2 separate regions of the Homo sapiens genome follow, and region 1 is linked to region 2. Evidence: read pairs that join two places in POLR2A ChIA-PET (ENCODE). Cell type or tissue: Panc1. All regions are shown on one strand.

Evidence for each region. ChIA-PET counts read pairs that join two places held together with the same protein. Peaks named below come from ENCODE experiments on the same cell type or tissue, not always from the same donor. Only the 100,000 strongest peaks of a DNase experiment are listed, where the experiment ranks them.
Region 1: POLR2A ChIA-PET joins it to region 2 with 10 read pairs; 1 of 35 experiments calls an interaction of 5 or more read pairs at or near these places.

What each region holds. Positions count from the first base shown.
Region 1 is chr7:3,641,858-3,649,857 of GRCh38, forward strand. SDK1 (sidekick cell adhesion molecule 1) reads left to right here. Exons shown (of 45, transcript NM_152744.4): 4 at 101-248. Among named protein-coding and RNA genes, the nearest start is that of SDK1-AS1, 290 kb to the left of the region's middle. In Panc1, a CTCF peak has its summit at 7,552; no DNase peak of the experiment used is centred here; H3K27ac peaks cover 1,088 bases.
Region 2 is chr7:3,524,721-3,532,720 of GRCh38, forward strand. All of the region lies in intron 1 of SDK1 (sidekick cell adhesion molecule 1), which reads left to right. Among named protein-coding and RNA genes, the nearest start is that of SDK1-AS1, 180 kb to the left of the region's middle. In Panc1, no CTCF peak of the experiment used is centred here; no DNase peak of the experiment used is centred here; H3K27ac peaks cover 2,597 bases.

The DNA.
Region 1 (8,000 bases), 120 kb after region 2:
TCAGTGACTTTACTGTAACACTTACCTGTTTCCATCTGTGACCCCTTCCCTCCCCCAAAAATGTTTTCTAGAACTTGAAAGCACTTCTTTTTCTCTGCAGATATGGGAAGTTTCATGGATACGGACCAGAGGAAAACAGTTTCTCAAGGACGTGCAGCGATTCTAAACCTGCTGCCCATCACCAGCTACCCCAGACCTCAAGTGACTTGGTTTAGAGAAGGGCACAAGATTATTCCAAGCAACAGAATGTAAGTTGCTCCAAACGTTAAAGCTTCAAATACAATTGTAATGTCACTTGCTGGCACCATCTACACAGTAAGTGTACCAATTAAGGTTACCGATGATTTAAAAAGAGCAAACTAGTCTAGGAGTCCTATCCTAATTTTTAATAAACAGCTATTTGAGGACTGGCTTGAATATTTTTAACCAGTTTAAGCAAATAACTGTCTAATATTATTCTTCAGAATGTTGCATGCCCTAAAACTAAAGCAGCCTTACCCAACTTTGCAGTCCATTTTTTTCTTTTCTGAGTGTACTTTTTAAGATGTCATTGTCATCCCTGAGTTGGGTTTGCCTCCTAGTACTAATTTAATGAGTGCTGGTATTTACTTACAGTGCTGTGGGGTTTTTTTTCCCCCTCCTTTTATTGAGCCATGTTTGATACTGCTTTCTCTGACGATAAAACAGTAATTACTGCTTATTTCTCTTTATCCTTTTATCCTACCATGACAGTTTTATTTCTCTTCATCTAATTAGTGGTTCACCCATCTATTGCAGAATAGTTGCTTTGTGATTAGTTAGGCAAGAACATCTTGAAATAATGCTTATCTCACATTCAAGATATTTATCTAATGCCCGACAGGTTTTCTTCACTTGGAGCTTTAAGTGATTAAAAAGAACACTTGGTATATATTTCATAACTGGACATTTTACAACCTAATTTAAAGACAATATTCCAAACATAAAGGTTTCAAGGCTGAACATTTCCAGAAGAATCATGAAATGCTATAAGCTTAGGCCAGAAGTCAGATATTTATGCCATCCAGTGGTTGCACTCAGATAAAAATTCATCAGGAGCAAATACTATTGTTGTGCTTTTTCAAAAAGAATATGTGTGAGGTCATTTGCCAAATAGATTTTACATCTAACTGTGAAAGTCACTGTGGGAACCCACCTGCTCTCTCCCCTACCTGAGCATCTGTGGAATCCCTTCCCGAAGCCTTGTGATTCTCATCTCCAACCCTACCTGAGCATCTGTGGAATCCTTTCGCTAAATCTCATGATTCTCCTCTCCACCCCTACCTGAGCATCTGTGGAATCCCTTCCTGAAGGCTCATGATTCTTGTCTCCCACCCCTACCTGAGCATCTGTGGAATCCCTTCCCTAAACCTCATGATTCTCATCTACCTGAACATCTGTGGAATCCTTTCCCTAAACCTCGTGATTCTCATCTCCCACCCCTACCTGAGCATCTGTGGAATCCTTTCCCTAAACCTGGTGATTCTCGTCTCCCACCCCCACCTGAGCATCTGTGGAATCCCTTCCCTAAAGCTGTTGATTCTCGTCTCCTACCCCCACCTGAGCATCTGTGGAATCCTTCCCCTAAACCTGGTGATTCTCCTCTCCCACTCCCACCTGAGCAACTGTGGAATTCCTTCCGTAAACCTCGTGATTCTTGTCTCCACCCCCACCTGAGCATCTGTGGAGTCCCTTCCCTAAACCTGGTGATTCTCCTCTCCCACCCCCACCTGAGCATCTGTGGAATCCCTTCCCTAAGCCTCCTGATTCTCTTCTCCCATCCCCACCTGAGCATCTGTGGAATCCCTTCCCTAAACCTCATGATTCTCATCTCCCACCCCTACCTGAGCATCTGTGGAATTCCTTCCCTAAACCTGGTGATTCTCCTCTCCCACCCCCACCTGAGCATCTGTGGAATCCTTTCCCTAAGCCCCATGTCTCCAGTCTTCTAGTTCTGGACCAGGATCTGGCTGGAACCTAAATAATAATAATTATTATTATTACTATTAATAATTATATAATACTTATAATTAATAATTATTATTTTGAGACAGAGTCCCTCTGTCACCCAGGCTGAGGTACAGTGGCGTGATCTCAGCTCACTGCAACCTTTCCCTCCCAGGTTCAAGCGATTCTCCTGCCTCAGCCTCCTGAGTAGCTGGGACTGCAGGTGTGTGTCACCATCCCCGGCTAATTTTTGTGTTTTTAGCAGAGGTGAGGTTTTACCATGTGTCCAGGCTAGTCTCGAAGTCCTTACCTCAAATGATCCACCTGCCTCGGCCTCCCAAAGTGCTGGGATTACAGGCATGAGCCACCACTTAAGCTTATTTCACAAATGTTTCTATTTTGGTTATTGGGAACAAAAATTTATATATATATATATATATATATGCATGCAGCATATTTTAAAATTCTAGTAAAAATACCAGTTACCTTAGAAGATGGGATAATTGCTATCCTTTTTTCTTTATTTAATTACAAGTTACTTAGGTATCCACCTTTATATTGATTCCAATAATAAAAGATGCCTCGAGTTTCGATGAAACAAAAATGAAGGATCAATTTTTCATTCTTAGTAGACTGTTAGGCTTTAAAAAGGCAGGTAAGGGCCATTTGCGGTGGCTTGTTCCTGTAATCTCGGCACTTTAGGATGCTGATTGCTTGAGTTTAAAGCAATCTGGAGTTTAAAAACAGCCTGGGCAACATACTGAAACCTTATCTCTACTGAAAATTAAAAAAAAATAGCTGGGTGTGGTGGCACGAACCTGTATTTCTAGCTATTTGCTACTTGGGAGGCTGAGGTAGGAAGATAGCTTGAGGCCAGAAGTTGGAGGTTGCAGTGAGCTACGATGGTGCCACTGTACTCCAGCCTGGGTGACAGAGCAAGACCCTGTCTCCAAAAAAAAAAAAAAAAAAACAAAAAACAACAACAACGGCGGGGCAGGGGGTGGCAGGCAAGATACATTCTTGTATAAATATTCTAGAAGTTTCCAGTGCTGACCACAGTATGACCAGGCAAACTTAGGATAAATGTTGGGGGAGAATTGGTACCAGGGATGGGGGGAGTTAGATTGAATTAGGCTTTCCTCTCAAGCACTGGAGCTTTTAATTAACGTCAGTGGCAGCAAAATTCATGGTGGAAGAATTCTTTCAACTTAGCAGCAAATAAGTCTGTATTAATCTACCTGTTAACCTGTGTTCTCACTATATGCATGAGACAGCACTTATTCACGAGTATGACAGGGTATAGAATGAAAGAACTTAATTTCATAAATTTTTTAAACTTGCAAATACATGCTAAAGCCTGTTTAATTCCTGGTGAGCTAATAAAGTAAAGATGCTAGAAGGGCTTTAACTTGGTGTAATATCAAACAAATGGTCTGCTTACAAGCATGAAGCTGTTGGTAAATCTCTAATCTCAGGAAAATAATGCAGTATACCATTTTTTAAAGAGATGAGATGAGGCTGATTATGGATATTTACACTTTTACAAGGCCCTTTAGTTTCGTATTTTCCACCTCATCATCACCCCAAGTCTATTAAGTACCTGCTGTGCAAGATTACATAAATCAGTATGGATATGTGTTTTTCTCCACAAATTTATACATCGTCCAAAGACATATAGCTTTCACATCCCAAGTACACTGATTTGATCTTTACAAATTATATGAATATTAAATGATCACATGTACCCTGAAACTATGTACATCTATTATGCACTAATAAAAAGTTTACCTGTTTAAAAATTAAAAAATCTAGATGCGAAAACCCAATATATTGCTTTCCATGTCTAAGAAAGTACAGTTTTTGACTGAAGATGGGAGGGTATCTCTGCATTCCTCGCACCCACGGGATTGGTAGCACAAGTCAGATGGCATCATATTTGTTATATACCCACAGAGATGCCATTTAAAAACTAGAGCATTTGACTCAAGGTGCTTCCCACATATTGAAATGCAGGTGAAGTTTCTGCACCTATTTTTTTTTTATTTTTATTTTTTGAGATGGAGTCTTGTTCTGTTGCCCAGGCTGGAGTGCAGTGGCCCAATCTAGGCTCACTGCAACCTCTGCCTCCCGAGGTCAAGCGATGTTCCTACCTCAGCCTCCTGAGTAGCTGAGATTACAGGCGCACCCCACTATGCCCAGCTGATTTTTGTCTTTTTAGTAGAGATGGGGTTTCACCATGCTGGCCAGGCTGGTCTCGAACTCCTGACCTTGTGATCCACCCACCTCGGCCTCCCAGAGTGCTGGGATTATAGGCGTGAGCCACCACACCCAGCCTTTCTGCACCTATTTTTAACCTCCTTGTGTGAGTTTGGTTCCCTAATACGTGCACCTTTGTCATGTGGTGAAAGCAGTTCATTTTCTCTCCCCACCTCCATGTTTAAACATTACCTCATTATCTGCCTTTAAAATGTGGGCTTTAGGCTTATAATTAAATGATTTTTTTTTTCATTTTCAAGGGAAACAGTAAGTCTAATGTTTTCTAACTTGAAAAATAAGTTGAATATCCTATTAATAATCTTAACAGGAGCTATTATTTATTGAGTACCTACTTTAAACATATCTTCTCTAATCCTCACAATTGCCTTCTGAGGCAGGTATAATTAGCTCTATGTATAGTTATCAGAATGGAAGATTATGGATGTTAAATTACTTACCCCAGGGCCCCCAGCCAATACACACAGAGCCAGGGTTCACACCCGGGTCTGCCTGACACTCAGTCTCATGCTCACTTCTGGATCAGCCTGATTCTTTCCACTTTATTGGCTGATAATTTTTTATGTTTTTGATTATTTTTTCCATACATTGCTCTAGTCTTTCTCATCATTTAGAAGACCAGCTTTCAACTTGAAAAGACATGGATTAACCTGGGTTTGCATAGAGGGGTTGAAAAGTGTCAGAGGCTGGTATGTTTTGAAAGTAGAGACAATCTACAATTATCTCAGATACTATGTTTAATTAAAAATAGGTGGAAAAGGTTAAATACCTTATGATTCCACTCACACAAGATAATTAGAGTAGTCAAATTCATAGAGACAGAAAGCAGAACATTGGTTGCCAGGGACTTGGGGGAAGGAGGGAGTGGGGAGTTATGTTTAATGGGTACAGAGTTTCACAAGATGGAAAGATGTGCTGAAGATGGATGATGGTGATGATCGCACAACAGTGTGAATGCACTTAATGCCACTAACTATACTTAAAAGTGGTTAAAATAATTAATCTTAGGCCACGGATGGTGGCTCACACCTGTACTCCCAGCGCTCTGGGAGGCCAAAGCAGGAGGATGGCTTGAGCCCAGTAGCTTGAAGCTGCAGTGAGCTGTGATCACGCTATAGCAGTCTAGCCTGGATGGTAAAGTGAGACCCTCTCTCTATTTTTTAAATTATATTTTACCACGATTTTAATTGTCTTTTTTTTTCCAAAACAAAAAATAACGTCTTCCAAAGACTTCCCACTGTGTACAGATTAAAATCCAGATTCCTTCCCACATTCTGGGGCTACAGGGCCAGAGTCTCTTGCAGTTTAGCAAATACATCAAGCTCTTTTCTGTTTTGAAAGTTGGAGACAGTCTTGCTCTGTCTCCCATGCTGGAGTGAAGTTGAAGTGGCATGATCTCAGCTCACTGCAACCTCCAACTCCAGGGCTCAAATGATTTTCGTGCTTCAGCCTCCAGAGCACCTGGGATTACAGGCGTGCGCCACTATGCCTGGCTATTTTTTTTTGTATTTTTATTGGAGACTTTGTTTCACCATGTTGCCCAGGCTGGTCTCGAACTCCTGACTTCAGGCAATCCACCCGCCTCTGCCTCCCAAAGTGCTGGGATTACAGACCACCGTGCCCGGCCAGTTTTAGGTGGTTTTGACCACCTAAAATGTTTTTGTTTTTCTACCTACATTTGGCCTCTTGGTATGCATAGGAGATACACAGTGCTGGAATGGCTGGATGAATGAATGTGAAGAAAAGTCGTGTAATGTCCACAGACATCTTCAGCAGAAGGGGAAAAAAAATGAGAACAAACCTCAAGGAAAAACGCTGTTGATGAGGCAGAAAAAATATCTTGGAAAGACGAACAGTATATTGAGAGAATTGAAAATAAGTTATATTCAGAATTTGAATAGGTAATTACAGGTTTTATCTGAGAAGTTGAAAACCCCATACATTTATTTTTCTGATTTACTGAGTCCAAAGTTTGCTATCTTTGCATATCAAAGATGAGCTTAGCTTTGTCATATAAATACAGTCTAATTTGATAATAAAATTGTTCTGTGTTATTTTGGTTTAGATATATTTTCTTTATTTCCATTTATTTCTCAAAATATGAAATGTGAATATCGATGCCATGCTGTACTTCTCTTTCCTCCACGACGTTATTTATGTTGGTAGTTATCAGATTAGAACACAAAATCTTAACTCTGTACAGTGCCATTCTTGTGCTTAATTGCAGGTTCTTGTGCTCAAATTGCATCCTGTAGCCTACCTGACAGGAATGTGCAAGCACAAGTATTCTTGAATGTTTTTTTCCTGGAAATGCAAAGTTTATAGATGAATGTTTCAAACCTTCAGTCAGCTTTGCAATAGACAACTTGCCAGTAATGATCTGGATTGTGAAGTATGGGCAGTAAACAGCATCCCAGGTGACTCAGAAACAGTCTGATTCATAATTGTCCATGCTTAAATACTTGAACATCCATTAACTTATTACCATTTCATTTCAATTTCTTCAAGAAAGATTTGTTTAAATTAGCGCTTGCATTGGAAGTCACAACTTAATGCTCGAATGAAGTAGATCTGGTTGTAATAATGTTTTTATAGTTAACTAGGCTTTCAAAATAATGTGCTTTTAAAATTTTATATTTTATAGGCATTTTGTGAATGTTTATAGAGTATATGTGTGAACCGAGCCATATTTGGTATAAGTAAAACAGACGAGTAGATACGGGTTCCAGGCCTGCTTTCACCGTAATTCTGACCTTGGGAAAATTACTTATTCTCCCTTTGCCTCCATTTTGCCATGTCGATGAAAAGGGTTTTCTAATCACTTCTGCAATCCTTTCTGGTATTAATGTTCAGTGCTGCTGTTAAGGAAGGGGGTGCCATGGCAGTTGTTCTTCCCCTCCCTCTCTTTCTTCCTTCATGCATCCATGGACATTTCCTGAGCACTTAATTAGTGCCAGCCACTGTTCTGCTTGCCAGGGACAGAAAGGGGAATTGAGGCATCCCACGTGTGCCCCTCAGTGGGTGTGTTCTGATATGAAGCAGGTAATACACAGGACACTTTGGGGTGAGGGTCGTGCTGCCACGCTGAGAAGACATGGATGGGTGGGAAGAGAGTCCTAAGCTGGAGGGGGTTGAATTGAGTGACTAAGGACAGGTCCTCTGTGGAGGTGACATTTTAAAAAACACCTTATAGAGTTATAATTTGTATATAACAAAATGCGCATTTTCAAAGTTCATAGATGGATGAATTTCAATAAATATGTGCACAGAAGAAATTGCCATCCCAATCAAGAGAGTTCGTGGGCCCCTCCTGCTGTTGGTATGCATTCCTGCAGCTCTGCCCTCCTGCTTGTCTAATTTCTATTACTGCAGGCTAGATGACCTGCTCTAGAATTTCACACAAATGACATCATTGAATATGAAATCCTTTTTCTAGCTTCATTCATTCAACATCATTTCTGTGGTATTCTCAATGTGATCCTTAATAATAATAATAATTAATGATTTTTGAGTGCCAGGCACTGTTTTAAGGATTTTATTTATAACAATTCACTTAATCTTCACGGCAGCCCAGCGGTTTAGTACTGTTATTATCGTGGCTTTCCTGATGAGAACTAAGGCAGAGAGAGGCCAGCAGTTGGCCGGCGTGGGAGCCACTTGACTCCTAAGTCCACACCGTTCCACCGTGTATATGAGGCTGTTCTCCCAGGTTAATGTCTGCAAGATGGGAAGGAGCCAGCCCTGTAGAGCCCCAGAGGATG
Region 2 (8,000 bases):
TGAGAAGTCTGTTAGGTAGCCAGAAGGAACTGTTGCACAGGCATTTCGATGTACAAATCTGGAGTTATACTCTGTAGAGGTCCAGATTAGAAAAAAAATTGGAGGGTCATCAATCTAACAAAAGGTTTAAAAACTGTGGGAATGTACTGGGTGCAGTGAGTCACATCTGTAATCCCAGCAGAAATGAAGATCATGCTGTAAGAGAGTGGGATTACAATTGACCTCCCCATGTCTCAGGTTCCACATGCACAGATTCAACCAATTGTGGATCAGAAATAGGTGGAAAAAAACCAATACAACAATAGAAATAATACAAGTAAAAAAATATAACTATTTACGTAGCATTTACACTGTATTAGGTACTATAAGTAACCCAGTGATGATTGGAAGTGTACAGGAGGATGTGCATGGGTTATTTGTAAATACTATGCCATTTCCTATCTGGGACTTGAGCATCTGAGGTTTTGGGTATTCTTGGTGGGCCCTGGAACCAATGCCCGTGGATCCCAAGGGATGACTGTATGCCTGTACGTGATGATGGGCCTCTCTCCATGAATTTAAGTCACCAGGACTGGGTTTGGGGAGTGTCAGCTCATTTTCTGCCTGTTTATCAGCAGACACAGATGGGGTAGTTTTCTCACTTGCACCTACGGAAAATCCTCCTTGCTCCTGGGGTTGTTTGACTCAGTGTCTCCCTTTTCTTGTGTCTGGGAGGTTGATGGCATAGTACATTTACTCCCCAAGTAGTCTGTGAGTGTGGTTGGTTAAGGTGGCTGAACTGAACTCGGCATCTCCCAGCACCACCAACCTGGAAAGTGTTTTTGGTAGGTGCTGTGTGTACAACATCCTTCTGATTGCAAAGGCCTGTACTCTAGCATTAGGTCGGGTTAATTCCTGTCAGGTCTTTTTTTTCTCTTAGAGCCCCATTTCTAATGAAGGGATTAATTTGGCAGGTGATATCAACTTGCAAGCCAAATTTAGAGTTGATTTTCCAAATGACTTCTCCCAAATGCCCTATTATTTCCTGTCTCCATTGTAAAATATTTCTTCTTCCTGGAATTCTCTAACTCCCTCTTCTTTGAGAAATAAAAAAATATCAATTTTAGTGTAATAATTTGTCTTATTTAATTTTGTTACTTAAATATCATTCACATTTTACCAAGCACTTAAAATTTGGATAGGAATAGAGATTGAGATAATATAGCTCTACTCTCAGGTAATTCACATTGTGGGCCAGGCGCCGTGGCTCACACCTGTAATCTTAGCACTTTGGGAGGCTGAGGCAGGTGGAATCACCTGAGGTCGGGAGTTTGAGACCAGCCTAACCAACATGCAGAAACCCTGTCTCTACTAAAAATACAAAATTAGCGGGGTGTGATGGTGCATGCCGGTAATCCCAGCTATTCAGGAGCTGAGGCAGGAGAATTGCTTGAACCCAGGAGGTGGAGGTTGCTGTGAGCCGAGATCGCATCACTGAACTCCAGCCTGGGAGACAGAGCGAGACTCCGTCGCAAAAAAAGAAAAAAAAAAATCACACTGTGACCTTTATAGGATATCTTTTTACTGTCCAGTTTTACATATAATTTACCATGGATTTTTTAATTAGGATACCTATTTTATTGTAATCTGGCAATATTTTTCACATATTGGAGATAATTTTTGAAGTCAGTTCTTTGTCTATGATATATTATAACTTCCATTTAATAATCATTGGTTTTAGATTGGAATTGTGTCAGCTCCCTTTCTATAACATATAGTTTCCATGTATAAAGTAATCTGAGTATATATCTTATGTGTGAGTGTGTCTCTGAATTTTTTTCATTGCAGATAGTTTGGTGGAATTCTATTTTTAGTTATGTTTTTTCTCCATCACTTTGCTTGGGAACGCTGGATGAAGTGGTTACTTTCATTTCTCTTTTTCACCATCATGATTGTTTCCTGCAGTCCCATTTATTTTTGTCAAGTTTTTCTTCATGCCATCAATCTGTCTCATTTGTGTATCTGTTCTGTTTCTTTTTCTTTTTTCACAGCTGCGAAGAGCCATGGATGGTCTTTTATTTGGTTGGTTTTCATTCCTGATGCATATACAAACCACTAGAGTATGCATTTTTGAATCTTATATATATCTTCCAGATTTAGCTTTATATTATGAAGATATTTGTCATTTGGGCAGCTGAGAAAGGCTTTTTCCTTGAGACACTCTCTGCTTACCTTTTATAATGTTCAGACAGGAGGTTGTCAGTTAACTTGCTATAAATCTACCTTCAGCTTCAGTGTGATATAATTATATAAGTTCTATTATTAATGATGCATTTCTGGTTTGGTCTGCTCTTGATAGTGCTAGTGGTCACCAGCCCTGCTATTTTGGCATTTATAGTGAGCACATATCTTCTGATAATTATATTTCTCTTTTATAAAATGTTTTATATACACATTTCTTTTAATGTGTCAGCATAGCAAATATTTTCCAAATGTCCACAACGTCTGAGGCATTGTTGTAAGCAATGGGAATGCTATGGTAAATAAGATGCCATATACAAATTACATTCTAGTGTGGGAGAGAGACAGCAAGTAAGAAAGACACTTGATAGAGCTGCAGAGTGTTGAGTACTGTGAAGAACACGAAGCGCGATGTGAACGTGGAGATGAAGGCATGTGCTGTGGTCATGGAAGGCCTTTTGGGGGAAGTGACTTTCAAGCAGAGACCTGATTGATATGATGCCATGAAGGGCAGTTTAGGGAAGGGAGCAGCAAGTCAAGAGGCCCTGAGGCTGGAGTGTCTCAGGGCCAGCAAGAAGGTCAGAGTGCCTGGATGATAGTTGGCTAGTGGGTGAGTGGTAGGAGTTGAGGCTGGATCATAGCCAGTTAGAGGGTGAGTGGTAGGAGATGAGGTTGGATGATAGTCAGCTAGGGGGTGAGTGGTGGGAGGTGAGGTTGGAGGGATAGCCGGTTAGCAGGTGAGTGGTGGGAGGTGAGGCTGGATGATAGCCAACTAGGGGGTGAGTGGTAGGAGGTAAGGTTGGATGATAGCTAGGGGGTGAGTAGTGGTAGGTGAGGTTGGATCATAGCCAGCTAGAGGGTGAATGTTAGGAGGTAAGGTTGGATGATAGTCAGCTAGGGGGTGAGTGGTGGGAGGTGAGGCTGGATGATAGTCAGCTAGAGAGTGAATGGTAGGAGGTAAGGTTGGATCATGGCCAGCTAGGGGGTGAATGGTAGGAGGTAAAGTTGGATGATAGCTAGCGGGTGAGTGGTGGGAGGTGAGGCTGGGTGTCAGTTAGCTAGGGGTTGAGTGGTGGGAAGTAATGTTGGATGATAGTCAGCTAGGGGTTGAGTGGTGGGAGGTGAGGTTGGATCATAGCCAGCTAGGGGGTGAAGGGTAGGAGGTAAGGTTGGATCATAGCCAGCTACGGGGTGAATGGTAGGAGGTAAGGTTGGATGACAGTCAGCTAGGGGGTGAGTGGTGGGAGGTGAGGCTGGGTGTCAGTTAGCTAGGGGGTGGGTGGTGGGAGGTAATGTTGGATGATATTCAGCTAGGGGGTGAGTGGTAGGAGGTGAGGTTGGATCATAGCCAGCTAGGGGGTGAATGGTAGGAGGTAAGGTTGGATGATCGTCAGCTGGGGGTTGAGTGGTGGGAGGTGAGGCTGGGTGTCAGCTAGGGGGTGAGTGGTGGGAGGTGAGCCTGGAAAGGTAGCAGAAGTGATCCAGGATCCTAAGGTGTGAGAAAGTGCTTAGATTTTATTGATTTTCTTTTAGGCATAAGAGAAGGCCATGGAGGATTTTGAGTAGGGTTGGGCTGTAAGCGTGTTTGCATTTATTTACAAAAAGATTACTCTCCTTGCTGTCTGGAGAATCAACCATAGGATTGCAAGAGAGATCACGTAGGAGATTCTCATAACAATCTTTGTAAGTGATGAAGGCAGCTTGGATTGTAGGATCACCCTGAAAATGGTGAGAAGTGGCAGGGCTTGGGTTTTATTTTGAAGGCGTAATACACAGGACTTGATAATGGATTAGATCTGCAGAATGAGGGAAAGAGGTGAACCTACATTTTGCCCTGAGCAATGGGGTGAATTGTGCTATTTATGAAAAAGTGGAAGACTCAGAGAGAGAGGTAGGTTTGGGGCTGAAAATGAGCCCCATTTGGGCTTTTTATGGGCTCTTCCTGATCTCCTTCTCTCCCCTTGCTTTTGAGGTATTACCAGCTACAGGGGCTGAAGAAGGAGCAATCAGGCCAGGGTTTAAAGGGGCACTGGGACTGAGCCAGGGAGGTAGCTAGCATGAGTGGTAAGTTGTTTACATGCAGGGGATTGAACAAATAAGTAAATATATTGAGGGTAAAGGGAACTAGGTTTATCATCAACAGATAAGGGATTTATAAATGTGGAAAGGGGAAAGATTAAAAAGAACCTTGAGGTGTTAGACTAGAATTGGAAGTATTAATGTAAACACATGGTTTTGGAAACATGTATATATAGGTGATAATATAGAGACACACTCATATACACACCCAGAAGGCCTAGGAGCAGTCAATCACTTATCAGCAGTGAGTTTGCCAACTGCCTAGATTCTGGTTTGTAAATTCCATCCTCTACTAAAAGGGAAGGGAACCAAGGCTCCTTGAAGGAATAGTTAATTCCAGGATAAGTACAAAATGACCTTGGAAAACTATCTGTGCTAGAAAGTAAGGAAACACTCAGAATGATGGGAGCCTTTCAAGTTACAGGTCCCAGCTTGAAGGGACTCTCACTGGCCAAATTTTGGACAATTTGAGCAAGAGAGTAAATGATGGCGATGGATATACATTAAATAAATGGGAGAGAAGCAAAGTTTGTTGTTGTTGTTGTTGTTGTTGTTTACGGTAGAATGGCTGAGGAAGGAAGGAGTAATGGAGTGAAAAAAATCACCATTTGGCAACCACTGTGGTGGTGGTTGGTTCAAGTGGTAGTTATTAATAGACACTAACGTTGGTGTGAGGATGTTTGATGAGAAACAGAATATTGATGTAGTCTTGAGATATCTCCCCCAAAACATGTATTAATTACAGAGGGAGAGCTGGTGACCAGGTGGTCGAGGGGTGGGCTATGCTCACATCACGTGCCTCCCAAGGAGAAATACTGAGATGGGCACCGCATCCTTGCTGACAAAATTGTATTCCTGACGACATCCCAGCCTGAGTCTGGGTACGAGAAAACACTGACAGACTCTGGTTAGGGGACGTGGCAGAGAGGGACAGGCCTGAACTCTTACTATTATGTGATAAGTACCTTTGTGGATACAAGTCTGTATTTAAGAGTATTCCTTAGAATAGAGTTCTAAGAATGTAGTAACTAGATCAAAGAACAAGAAATTTTAAAGACTCTCAAAAAGTATAATCAAATTATGTCCCTAAACCTAGCACCAATTTATATCCACACTAGTCATACATAAAAAGGACCCATTATATTAGCTCAAAATAGCAGTGAGTTTATTTGCACACATTTTAAAATAAAGATACAATAAACCATAGAGCCTTAGAAACGACCCATTTCAACTTGCCTGAGAGTAGGAATTAGATATTTCTGATGCAAGAATATCATCTGTGGTATCCTTCACAGATGTTCCTCCCACCCCCCGCATAAACATTTTCAATGAAAGTTTATGGATTTTATGTGTTTCATGGTGGCTAAATGATTATTAAAATTTTAGGGCTTCCCAAATTACTAAAGGAAAATTTGTCTTTTGTAATGTTATTAACCTGTGCAATAACCTACAGAAAACATCTACTGATAATGGGTTCTCAAAATGTAAGGAGTTGATAGAACTTAAAAATTCACTCATGCTTTGTAAAAGAAAAATATATTGATAGAATGAACAACAGAAGGAGTAAATAGCATTTCTGTTGTTTATTTGTGATAACATTAAAAATACTTTCACATAGATAGGCATGTGAAATATATTATGTATTAATATTTCAGAATTATTGTGAATATGAAGTTAGCTTATGTACATAAATAAGGAAAATGTAGGCCAAGGTAGCTAAATGCAAACACAGAATATCAGCATTCATTTACCTCAGGAGAAGTTACTAGTGAGTCTTTGAATTTCATCTGTGAAACAATTTGTGTGATAACATATTTTCTGAAAGAATTAATCACTTATTTCCCTATGCATAAAAACATTGTCCACAAGTATCCATAGGTCAAGTCTAAATATCATTAAAATTTGATTTGCAGTGAGAAGTCTTTATCGTATAGTTGATAACGTCTGTTGAATTTTCATTGATTTGGAAATGATGTGGCTTGTGTTTGGAATTAAGCTATTAGAATATTCTGTCACTATAACTCTGCTTCATATACCAGTGAAGAAATCATCATTCATTTAAGAGTCTAACAAGATTTGACTAATATGAACTCTGCTTTGAATTTTGGACATGTTCCTGATTGTCACACCAGAATACCACCCTCAAACTACATAGGGTTTGCAGTTGATCTTCAGTGTGGAACTTTTGATAAGTTCACGTTTTTACTTGATCACATCGAGCATATTTGGGGTTGATCTTTATCTGTACGCTATGCTAATGCTTAACATAAGTCCTTTATTTACCCTTGGTTTTGTATTGAAATGTTCACGCTTATTTCGACTTAGGTTATTTAGTAGTAAGAAATATGACAGACATTATCTTCATTTGAAAAATAAGCATTTGAAAATTTAAATTTTTTATTTTCTTAAATTTTGCATATTGAATTTAGCTACCATGTCCTTTGGACTTTTTCACTGAGACCCCAGTTTTCCCAGCCATATTCCGAGTCCAGCCCAGTAGAGAATGTAGTTTGGTTAGAACATAGTGTGTAAGTAATTAAATTTGTGCCACTACCTAAGTATGTCTCAGATAGTCAAAAATAAGTGATACAATGTATTCATTATTTGCTATCAGCCATACTATTTTCTCCCACATTAGTGTAGGTTATTGATTCCATTATCTATTTTTGTCGCCTCACCTAGGTAATGACAATAAAGTGATACATGGGAGAGTTTATTCTTAGAAAAGGAATGATTTTGGGTTACTATTTATGATGCTTATCTGAACAATGTAAAGTGTTACAGAGTCATATTTTAAATATACAAAGAGTTCATAAGGAATACTTTGCGGTTCAGGTAAAAATAAGCTGTCTAGAAATTAAGTAGGCTTTTGTTTTAAACTTGATTCATTTATTTGTACTAAAGTAGCAGGTTCAGTAACACACCATTTATCTGGTCATTTTCCAGAATAAGATGGAATTTTCCAGGTAACTGATCATAAATTAGTTTTCCAGGTAACTGAATCTTAAACTTCAAGGACTGAAATCCTATAAATTTAACTATTGTTGATGGAAATTTTTGTAGAACATACTTTCTACCTTCTTACTTTTCTGTATCTTTTCAATCAGAGGATACTCAATAAAATTTGATCTGTTTTCTGGCTCAGGACTACTGTTTTTTCCACCTCCAGTACCTCTTCTTTCTCCCTTAATGAGTTTGCTTTTTATTCCCAGTGGCTTGTGAACCCAAAGTTGTTAGGAATTGTTGTTTCTGGTAAGCCAGGATCCAGGGAGGCTCAGAGTGAGGGTGTAGGGAAGAAAGAGTATTCTTTAATGTTGGTCTTTTTTATTAGTTGTTATCAGGCATTCACATCTTCCCACTTTGGTTCTGGCTTTGGCGCTTTGCTCTGGAAGGCTGCTTAATGGGAGGTCACTGACTCCTGGTACGTTAGGTCTCACCTGGTAGCTTTGCCTCCTCTTCATGGTGGAGTAAATTGAGCCCTGAGAGTATCATGGGAATCACTCAAGCTCACACACACTAAGTAGTGATGGAACCCTGGGTTTAAGACCCAAGTCTTCTGTCTGCAAGTCTAGTGTTTTCCTACTATAACTGTCATGTTAACTCCAGGTCATTATTAGGAACATAGTTAGTAGTCTTGATAAATAAAGAAGGCTCTGTTATTTCTTAGTGGGATTCTTGCCTCTCACTTTCTTACCTATGTT